2 separate regions of the Homo sapiens genome follow, and region 2 is linked to region 1. The links are chromatin loops, found by intact Hi-C in ENCODE. Cell type or tissue: dorsolateral prefrontal cortex. All regions are shown on one strand. Each heading gives the region's core, and the rest is flanking DNA. Links, peaks and the distances in the headings are about the cores only. Region 1 has its middle 310 kb from the start of LINC00595. Region 2 overlaps ZMIZ1-AS1 (ZMIZ1 antisense RNA 1).

Evidence for each region. Hi-C counts contacts between places; a loop is a spot of excess contacts. Peaks named below come from ENCODE experiments on the same cell type or tissue, not always from the same donor. Only the 100,000 strongest peaks of a DNase experiment are listed, where the experiment ranks them.
Region 2: a loop joins it to region 1, with 2.4 times the contacts of the local background. A loop is called at or near these places in 3 of 110 quality-filtered maps.

What each region holds. Positions count from the first base shown.
Region 1 is chr10:78,578,201-78,583,572 of GRCh38, reverse strand. No RefSeq gene overlaps it. Among named protein-coding and RNA genes, the nearest start is that of LINC00595, 310 kb to the right of the region's middle. In dorsolateral prefrontal cortex, for the core only: a CTCF peak has its summit at 3,405; DNase peaks (open chromatin) are centred at 3,372, 3,748 and 4,563; H3K27ac peaks cover 2,180 bases.
Region 2 is chr10:78,962,250-78,967,621 of GRCh38, reverse strand. It overlaps ZMIZ1-AS1 (ZMIZ1 antisense RNA 1), which reads left to right. Exons shown (of 10, transcript NR_024431.2): 6 at 4,736-4,798. Among named protein-coding and RNA genes, the nearest start is that of ZMIZ1-AS1, 100 kb to the left of the region's middle. RefSeq lists enhancers at 1-68, 75-574, 2,333-2,893. In dorsolateral prefrontal cortex, for the core only: no CTCF peak of the experiment used is centred there; a DNase peak (open chromatin) is centred at 2,401.

The sequences.
Region 1 (5,372 bases), core at 287-5,286:
GGGGGACCTGGAAAGATTTTTAAAGCTGAGTGTGGCCCTTCATTTATTCTAATAACTTACTATTGCCCCATGATAGACTTTAGGATACCAAAGTTTCACAAGCCAGACTCTTCATCCTTGAGTACTCACAGACAAGGAGGTGAGGTAGACAGGTGGACCTTTGACTCTCACCCTACATGGTAGCGGCATTAATGTGGGTGTACAAGTGGCCAAGAGAGAGTGTGCACTGAAATCTGACTGTACGAGGAAGATCACTGTTACAAGGGGGCTAAATTAAGGCCATTACCCTGCTTCAATGACTGCTGGATGGGCATTGAACTTTAAGAGGAAGGTTTTCTGATGGATGAGGAGAAAAAGAGTGCTCTTGTAGAGGGACCAGCATACGCAAAAGAATGGAAATACAAAAAACATCTGTGATTTTGAGGAACAGTGAGTAGGTTTAGCTAGAAAGTGAAGTATTTGGGGGAGAAGAATGAAGATGAATGCCCAGGCTGGTTCAGGAGTAGCTGAAGATAGAGAATGAACTGCACAACTTTCTTTTTCAAAATTTGCACTCAGGTTGGGTATAAATGTGGGTGGCTGTGCACATGGTATGGAGCTTGTTTGGGACACTAAAGAGTTTGACTGTGTTAAGAATTTGATCTGGCATGATATGGAAAAAGAGCTGTGGATTGTATTTGGGAGTGCTGGAGTTCCTTGGGCTTGTGTGGCTTGGGTATAAGCATGATCAATGAGACTGTTGAGGTCAAGGCCCTCAGGGTCACTCTCAAGCAAATTAGAATAAGACCTGCTTTATGGCCTCTGTCCCTGGAGTTCCAGGCCAGCTTTGTGGCAGAGCCTGGGCCTTCTTCCAGGTGTGGGATTGAGTTGTCAGTAATTCAAGTCCAGAACTCCACTCTGTGCTATGTGCAAGGGCCTCTGAGGGATGTGTGGCTGAAGGTCTGGCTCTGGTGACTTTGCCACAATCCCTCATCCCTCTCCTGCCTCCTACCAGCTTGGTTCTTCCTCACCAGCAATGCCCCAGAGATACCCACTTCCCTGGCAGCCCCTTCTGCCTGTTCCTGTCACCTGCCTGCTCACCCCAGGACCCTGCCACCCATCCTCAATGCTCCTTGAATCTCTTCTCCGCCTTTCTCATCCCTTTGGAATAATCATTTAAAAAAGAAACCATGCTGCTCTCTTTCCTCAGCCCCATTGAGATCTGCGCTCTCTCTGCTCCTGGCATATTTGATCAATCTTCCTCTCCTTCTTGCCGACTGTCAGGGAAATTGGAATCAGACTTAAACCTGTAATGAGATTAATGTTCTAAAGACAAGCATGTACCTTAGAGTGGAATTGGGGCTGCTGCTCTTTGATAATCTATTCAACTCATTTGGTTCCATCGTTAATAGACAGCTGTGTATTCTGTGATGATTACAATATACATTAATCAAAGACAAGTTACGCTGAGAGTTGAAAATTACACTTCCCTTTTTCCCCTTTGCAGAAAAAAAAAGAAAATATTCCACCACTCAGTGACAAGGAGAAAGGTGCTTAGAGTCGCAGAAAACAAGCAATGAGCCTTTCTGAAAGCTCTTTCTGAAAACAATGACAATTTATCCTGAAATGTCACAGTATCATTAAAATTGTCAAAACAAGAATGAGGATCAGGGAACTGGGTTGGAAAAAGAGTGTCCATAACTTGCATAAGATTCTCTGAGGAGACTTTATCCTCCCAAAAAACTTTCAGAAGTTTCTAGATCAATGATCTTCCAGGTTCCTCTTGGTGTTAACCAGGTGTAATCTTACATTTAACCAGCACTGGAGGATCTTCAAAGTCACAAAACCAACAAAGGCCACTGGACACTTCTCCACTTAGTATTCAAATGAAATTCACCAAGTATTGTTTCTTTTTGCATCCCTGCACAGGACTGGGGCCACTTATAATGACACATAAATGTGCATTAGGAGAAAAGGAGTGAGACTAGTGGGAAGAAGGCCTTCTGGGCTTGGGCTCAGATCGCTTGATTTTTGGGGGCTAGGTTGGCCTTAAAGGCACAGAATTGCTTCACCTTTCTGAACGTCGACATTGCTATCTCAGCAATGGGAAGAGCAATATTTACCAAACAAAGGCAAATCAGGGACTATAGTCAGCAGTGGGGGTAAAATGCTCCATAGAGTGAATTACATCATACAAACACACAATATTGCCCCAACAAAGCAGCTGGCAAGGTGAGGATGGAAGTGTGAGTTCCACATCTAAGTGCAGAGCCTGGGGCCAAGGGCTTTGAATGTTGACTTTGCCACTTGCTAGCACTGTGAACTTTAGAAGCTTAACTTTTTTCTTCCTCGGTTTCTTCATATTTAGACTATGGTCATAATAGTACTTACCTCTTAAGGTCATTGTGTCTCAGGGACACTAGATTAATTCATATATGTAAACAGTTAGATCATGCCTGGACACAGTGGACACTGGGTGTTGGTGATCACCACTATTCACAATCTGCAGTGGAATAGAAAACTACATGCACAAAAACCGGGGGCTAAACATCATGTGTTACAGCAGGGACCACCTCTATTTTGTTCAATCCTCTCTCCCCTGTGCTTATCTGATGTTAGAACACAGGAGATCAGCAAAAATCCTGAATAAATGCACATCAAATGTAACCATTGACTAAGTGAACATCAAATATAACTCAGAACTTCACAGCAGCCCAGCAGCCAGAGAAAGGAGGCAAACATCTTGAGTCGTACAGTTCTCAACAGTTGATAAAAAGAAAGACATACATCCCATCATCAAAAGGTACAAAGTTTTTCCTAGTGCCAATTTATAAAAAGAATGTATCACTTGGGTCCCAGGTTGGTGCCAAATACTCTAATGGATCTAATGGATCATGTCTTCAATAGGAGTTAACTAGAAGATCCAGAAATTTCTTCATCTGACTTTGGGTAACAGCTGGACCATAATATTAACAAACATCTCAGAGCAGGACCTAAATAAATAAGGTCAGGACGGGTGGCTTCTTTGGTCACTTTCATAATATAAGGACCAAACTCATCCATCCTTAGAGTGGAGGTTCTTAACCCATTTTAGAGTCAGAGACCTCTTTAGAGAATCTGATTTAAAAATGAATAAATAAATAAATAAAAACCAATAACTAAAGCCTCTCTCCTAAGAAAAACATACCTGCTCTCAACATTTTGCATACAGCTATAGAGGGGTTCATGGATCCCTAAATCTCATTTATTAATCTATTAACCCGCTAGGCATCTATGAACTGAAAACTAAGAACCACTTAGAGGGGTGGCTGGAGAGATGGCCCTGAGATGCCGTGTGTGGAAACAGCCTTTCAGTGTGCAGTGGTGCAGAAGCGCAGCCATTGTTCTCCACTGTCTCAGCTGGGCTTCCTGCCAGCAGTTGGCTCCAGGCTGAGCTCTCTGGCAAGAGCTTGGAGTATGGATAGCCTCTTTTTCATTGAAGGACAGTCCACATAGTTTGGATCTAAATAGGAAAGTGGTTTAGACAACCGCCCTTTTCACCACCTTCTCAGGGAGTCAGGTCATGGGCCTAACCACCTGATGTCACCAACATCCTTTAGAAGCAGTTTTGGAGGGTTCTCATGAGCTGCAGGTGTGAGGAAGACCCTTCCAGAGCAGGAGTACCTCATCATCATGGGTCTCGGCCATGGAGAGCCATGCCTTAGAGAGACCACGACCTTTCTGGCAGCAATGGCTTCTGGTATCCCTGCCAGAGAACTGGGCAAAGCTGCTTCCAGGTCCCTGGGGAGATTTTCTTGATGAGAGAATTGCTAACTCTCCTCCTGGATGTGGGACCCGCAGCTGCCAAAAACAGACCAGTTTGGATGCGATACAAATTTTCTGCCACTCTTTCTGAGCAAAATTAGACAGTATGAGAATGCTGCTTTTGGTCCTTTCTGTAACACTGGGTGATATTGGCAACAAAGCAGAAAAGTGCCTGCATAACGGCACAAAATGCCTTTCTGGCCTCAGCAACATTCTTCTTCCCTGCCTCAACATATGCTCATCTCGTGCTCCAACTCAGGCACTCCCTACATGTCCATATCATCCCTTGGAATATGAGGCAGCTTCCATTGGTTTTAAGTACATGACATTCCTTTCACCTTTCAATACTCCTCTCAAATACGACCTGCTCTTTGAGCCTTATGGGGTATTCCCACCTAGGAGGCCCACAGCACATCCCATATCTGTTGGCCAAGGGCAACCGTGCTGGTTCATTAGAGCTGGTTCCTCATCCATGTCATGGGGACAAATGATGGCCCATGTAGAAGAGTTGTCACGAGGACTGTGTACCTTAGCATATGTAGAGTGCTTAGAACAAGGCCTGCTGCAGGAAGTCCATGAGTGCCAGCAGCAATGCTAACAATGATTATAGCCAATTAACATCCTGCAAGCACTTTCACGTCCTTTATCTCAGTGAATCATCATCTCAGGTCTCTGAGAATGACATTTGCAAGATGTTGAATCTGAGTCACCTAGAGGGGAACAACTTGTCCACAGATGCAGAGAGGAAGTGACAGGACCAAGGCTCCCCACGCAGCCATCCTCGTGGCTCCTACCAGTCATCACAGCGCCGTGTCTGGAAAAAGTGGGCCTCTGAAGAAGCACTGAATGGAAAGGGGAAAGCTGCCATGAGGGGAAGTTTGCATGTTCAAACTGCCTGCGTTTTACCAGAGGGAGACTTTGTGACAGCCTCTTTAACACCCTTCCTCACCCAAATACATTACAAACAATGTTGCCGCAGCAAATCTCAAATGAGTACATAATGATCAGCACTGACTACAAAGGTGTTACTGGGCCCACCAGCAAGTGACAATGTTATGAAAATCATCCCCTAAGAGAAGATGTCCCCATCCAACTTGAGGGACCAAAGAGTCACAGGGATGGAAGGACTCCAGGAATGTTCTCACAGAAAGGAAAACTCTAAGTCATGCTGGGGATGCTGCTGCTGCCTTGCAGAATGAGTGGGGCCAGAGACTGAAGGACCACTCAGATGTCTGTACCCGTAAACAAATCCTAGTCTCATTTCTAAAATCCAGAGCCCACCTCTACAGCTGCTTACAGGGGTCTCAGCTCTGTGGAGAGGCTGCTGAGGATCTTTATAAACCTGAGATGGCTGATTTCAGCATCAGTGTCTAGGGGAGGTGGGAACTTGGCTTTGTCTGGATATCCAGTCAATATTTATCTTTCAACTCATATTGAATTTAGCATGAAATTTTTTATTCCATACTACCTTGATTGGTATTTAATGAGGCATGAGTTGGATCTAAGAACCAAGTTAAACAACTTCTAGTTCTCTGGCCCAGGCCTATGTGTAGGGACTATGATGGGATAGCCCTAAACCTATAAACACG
Region 2 (5,372 bases), core at 70-5,069, 380 kb before region 1:
TGCCTTATTCCATCTCTTAAGGTTATTATGAAAATTACAGGTGTCAACAAGACTGCTCTCTCCTGCCTCAGCTTCTGTCTGCCTAGAATGTTTTTCCCTTCCTGGTTGCCTAGATAGCTCTTATTCATTCTTCAGAAGATCTGGGATCAGTGTTACTTCCTCTAGGAAGTCCTCCTTGGTTCTGAGTTCCAGACAGGTTCCCACACTGGTAGAATCCTGGTCTCTTCTGTGTTTCTTATCTATATGTGAGTCTCTATTTAGAGATGGCGCCCCCCCTCCGCCTCAGTAGACTGTGAACTCCATGAGGGCAGGGGCTGTGTCTGCTTCATTCCCCATCATGTCCTTGTACCCGCCTAGGACCCAGAACTTCAAAGGCAACTGGGGAGTATTTGCTAAGTAAATAACAAATTTGAAGTGCCTCATGCCAAGTTAGGATCCCTAAAATAGCAGCTCTTATTAAATGTTGCCCCCAGAGGCCACGTAACCACTCCTCATTTCAGGCCGTCAGTGGGACGTTATATTGCCAGGAAGTTCGGCATCTGGCCTATGCCAGTCCACCTGCCCTGGGGAAGTGCCCACCCATGCTGCGCTTTGCTGTCCTCTCAGCCCCTGGTGCAGGGAGGGCAGGAGAAGAGCCAGGTGAGGTGTGCCTGAGGCCTGAGCCCCCAGTGCTGGTCTCTGTCTGAAGTTCAGCCCTCTGTGCTAGGCCTCCTGGGATCCCTCATGGGCAGGAGGGCAGATGGGAAGTCTGAATCTGAGCACAGCTGGCTAGCTTGCTCGCTGGATAGACAGGCCTTGGCTGCCCCTAAGACCACAGCTAACAGGGTGGTTCTGTGCTCACTGAGGTCACCGGGCTCAGCCCGGGATTCTGGGGTCATTGTCTGTACTTCTCAAGCTTCTGAATCCATTCTCAAGCTTCTGAATCTCCTTGGGCTTCTGAATCCACTTCTGACCACAGATGTGGTGCTCATGTCCCCTTATGAAGCCATCCAGGTCCTGGGTCTTCTATCTCACTCCCCTGGGCCTCCGTTTCTTCATCTGTTAAATGGGAATGTGAACCTCATGAGATGGGTGGGATTTTAAGGATTCAGTGGAACAACTAGCACCCACAGCACTTCACAGTACGTAAAAGCCTGTCCCATCTGTTTTCCTGACAGAATGCAGAGCTCCTTCCCTGGCGGAGCTGGAGACAGATGGGCACTGGGAAGGTGAGATACTCACACAAGAAAGTTCAGAGTGCTGTGGCGTGGGTGCAGCTCAGGCGGGGATGGGCAGCACTCATGTGGATGCGACGTATATGGGGTCCTTTGTGATACAGCCCAGTGGTGGTACCGCGGTCTAGGGTGGACAGACAACTGACAGCAAGTTCTGCTGAATTCTTGGGGGAGACAGTGTCTGGAGCAGTGGTCTCTGCAAGGCCACAGCTTACCTGGCCCTCTCAAATCAGTCACTAGTGTCTAGGGGGTCCCTGAGTGTCAAGAATAACCAGCCTTGGAAATCCTTTGCCCTGGGCCCTGTTCTACTCAGGGAAGGGCCTGCATGGCCTGAGGGCTGGACACACTCGAGAGGGGACACACCTGCTTGTCTGCTCACATGTTCACACATGTACACATGTGTGTACACATGTACATATATACTCTGGATTGACCCCCTCACTTGCATGGACCTGAGTGTCTCATGTCTTTTTCTATGTAGGACACATGGAAAAATGATTCCCAAGCAATTTCCAGGAAGAATATTCTATCTAGTTCCCTCTCACCTCCCACTACCTCCATTTTATAAACTGGGAAACTGAGGCCAGAGAGGGTAAGTGGTTTGCCCAGGGTCCCACAGCAGGAGCAGCAAGTGTGACACCAGGGTGTCCTAACCTGTGTCTGGGACGTCCCAGCCAGGTGACTTCTATCTTGCCAGGGAGTGTGTTACAGCGAGCTCTCCTCAGCTCAGCAACCCCGTTTTACAGATGGGCAAAACCGACCTGGCCATGATCTCATCCAAAGGGCACCCATGTCTCGATCACGCAGAGTCGAGACTCAGGCTCTGAGTGGGAGCCCTGGGCTATGGGTTTTGCCCCACATTGCTGGGAAGTTCCAGGGGTGTAGCTGCTGCCAGGAGAGCTCATTCAGATTGTAACTTACAAATGAAAAGGGAATTTAATAAACAGGGTTCCATGCAGGAGCCCGGGGCCAGCCTTTCCCTGCAGCCACCCACCTGCGGCTGCCTGCCCCAAGGGCCCTCCCCACCAGCTTGGGGCCCCTGTGGCCGGCCAGCAGCCCTGCCTGGGCCTCCTCCCCGCCCTGCCCCCAGTGCTGCTGACACAGGCTCCTTCCTGGCCTCTCACCTCCACAGCCCTCTCCCGCCCTCCCGCTGGCCGGCTGCAGTAACAAGATGCCCTTTGTGTGTGCTGGCAGGGGAGGGGGCTGCGGGCAGGCTCCTGCGTGGCTTCTTGCTGCTGAGTCACAGCTCCCTGCCAGGCTCTGGGAACAGAGTCGCAGGTGACTGGCCAGACGGCACAGAGCCCAAGATCTTGGAGATGACCTCAGACAACCCCTTCCTTGCACGGGAGGGGACGTCGAGTCTCAGAGAGGGGAAGGGGCTGCTGCATGCTTTTCTGGGGGCAAACATCAAGATTGGGCACCTCTTCCTGCAGGTTAAGGGCTCTCAGGCTGGTCCTGTTGTCATAGTAGAGTCCTACTTCTCTCCAGAACAGCCTGAGTGTGTCTGTGTGTCCACATGCATGTGCACACATGCTCACTCATGTCTGTGTTCACGTGTGAGCATCAGGGGTTCAACCGTGTGAGTGTGTCCTTGCGTGAGGCTGTGTGTAAGTGTGTTTGCCCTTCTAGGTCTCCCATGCCTTCTCCCAGAGACACACACGCCTGTTCTCAATGGCATATCTCCTTCCATCTGCTTCTTAGTGCTTACCTGAGCTTCTCCTTGCCCACTGCAGGAGGCACCAGCCCAGGCAAGTGAGTGCCTGTGATGGGCAGCTCATTACCTGACAAGTCACCCCCAGAAACCCAAGGTAGGGTGTCTCTCTGCCCCACTGCACTGTGCTGTGTGGGACTCACCAGCGGGGGCCCAGCCAGAAATGTGTGGTGCTTAGGAAGGTGGGCTCTGGAGACAGGCTGCCTGGGTTTGAATCCTGGCCCTGCCATTTCCTAGCTGTGTGACTTGGGCAAGTTTACTTTTCTTCTCAGAGCCTCTATTTTCTCATCTGTAAAGTGGGGATGATAATAATAGCCTTGCCTCAGGGATTGAGGTTGTACCTCTAAAGATCTTAAAATAGTGTGCAGGTCCTTAAGGAACATTAGCTATTATTATTACTGTTATAGTTGTTCTTGACCCCCAGGGAGCTCTTTGGAGATGCAAGGGGCTGAAGGGGTTGAAGTCTCTGGCAGCATGAGAGGCTCAATTCCCTTGGTCACTGACCAGCAGGCAGTGAAGGGGCGGGGGGCACTCTCCCAGGAAGGAGTCATCTGTTCTGGGCTGTGTCCCCCCCGAGTGGAGCCACCTTCAACAGTATTCCCCAGGAGAGGTCTGCACCATTGGAAGTGACCCCTGGCTCTGTGCATGCTGCCTTCCTAGGTCGCTCAGCTAGAGCAATGGCCAGGCCCTGGGAGGCAGGGCAGGGTGGCCAGACGGCCGGAGCTCCTGCTCCTCCCTCTCCGATGGGCCTTGGCGGGCGGCAGGCTTCCTGTTGCTGCTGCTATGATGCCCCACCTAATGCCGGGGATGGCCATCTGGGCCCAGGGGCTCGAAGAGGGGGCCTGCCGACCATCTGCCTGCTTGGCGTGGGCTGCTTCCGAAGGGCAGCAGGGCGCCTGCCCACAGTAGCTGGGGCAGGAGGAGGCCTCGGGGCTGGTTCTCTGGCCTGGGCAGCCTGTCAGGCTGCAAGCTGCTGCAAGGAGCCCAATCCCCAGAGCTTCCTGCCCTAATTTTCCCTGCATGTATGCACAGGAAGGCTGGCTGCGGTCCCTGCCGTGTGAGCTCAGGGAAGCCTCGCCCTCCCCAGCTGCAGTCTTTCCATCTGTACAGTGGGCAGGCTGGATCCAGTGCTCAGATTTCCATCCAGTCGGCGCTGCCTCTGGGCCTTGGGGCTGACTGGGGGTCCACTTTTTGGGGTGTGGGAGGGTTTCCCAAATGTGTCCTATCCTCCCAGCTCTGACCCTGGGGGCCAGCTCTCCAGCCAACCGTGGAATTACATGAGTCCCTAAATAACCAGCTGCAGGTTAGGTCCAGAGCAGGCGTTCTTGCTCAGCGACAGCCCAGCCCTGGTTCCTTGCATGGTGGTTGCAGGGTGACCAGACACTGCAGAACACCTCTCCAGAGAGGCGGAGACTGGCGAGGATGGAGGAGGCAGCTTCTCACTCACTCAGCAGTTTTCTGAGCATTGTCACTGTCTGACGCTGTGCCTGGTCCCGGGGACATGATGGTGACCCGCCCTTTACAGTGTGATACATTCTAGGGTGGGTGACCTAGCAGGGAGCCCAGCCTGGCCCAGGGGGCCTGAATTACCTCTGAGATGTGACGCCTGAGACCTGAAGGAGAAGTTGGAGTGAGCCGGGGTGTTTACTCTACATAATCGCCTACGAGATAGGTAGCTGCTATCCCTACTTGACGGATGAGGAAAAAGATTCTCAGATAAAACAATATAGAAGCGGCTTTCCTATGGTCACCCAGTAGGTAGCAGAGCTGGGATCTGAACCCTTCCTTGTCTGACTTCAAATTCCATCAGGCCCTGACATTCTCCAGCTTTCATGGTGTTCCTGCAATCCAAGTGCCGCTTATCTCTCTACAGGTGAGGTTAGGGGTTGGGAGGATGTCCTGAGCAGGGAGCACCAACTTCTCTGGCTGCAGGAGGGGAGGGAGGGGGTGGCCGGCTGCCCTGGGTGCCCTTTCTTTCCCTTCCATCCAGGGCTGGAAGAAAGCCATACTTCTGACTCCAGGAAGTGCTTTGGTGGAGCTGGACCGGCTTCTGAGCTGTCTGTGGCGTGAGGCTGGGATAAGTGTTTGGTCACCTGGGATGGGGAGCCACTGGCCTGAGGTGACACAGACAAAGGGGAGCCAGGAGAACCTGTCCTGGCTCACTGTGGAGCACCCCGACCCTGCTCCCCTGCAGCAGGCTCAGCTATAAGGCATTGCCAGCCTAGCCCCGCGGTTTCTTTTGCTGGGATAAATTCAGTGGAAGGAGCTGTGTAAAGGCACAGGCCCTGCCCCACAGAGAATCCTTGTCACTTACATGCTCCAAGAGGTCTCAGAACTAGGGGACTTCCTCCCCTCCCTCCTCCTTGTCTGGAGCTGGCATTAGGCCCCACATCTTCCAGACCCAAGAAGGGCATTTACTCCAGGAGATGGCTGGGCAGACCCTCAGT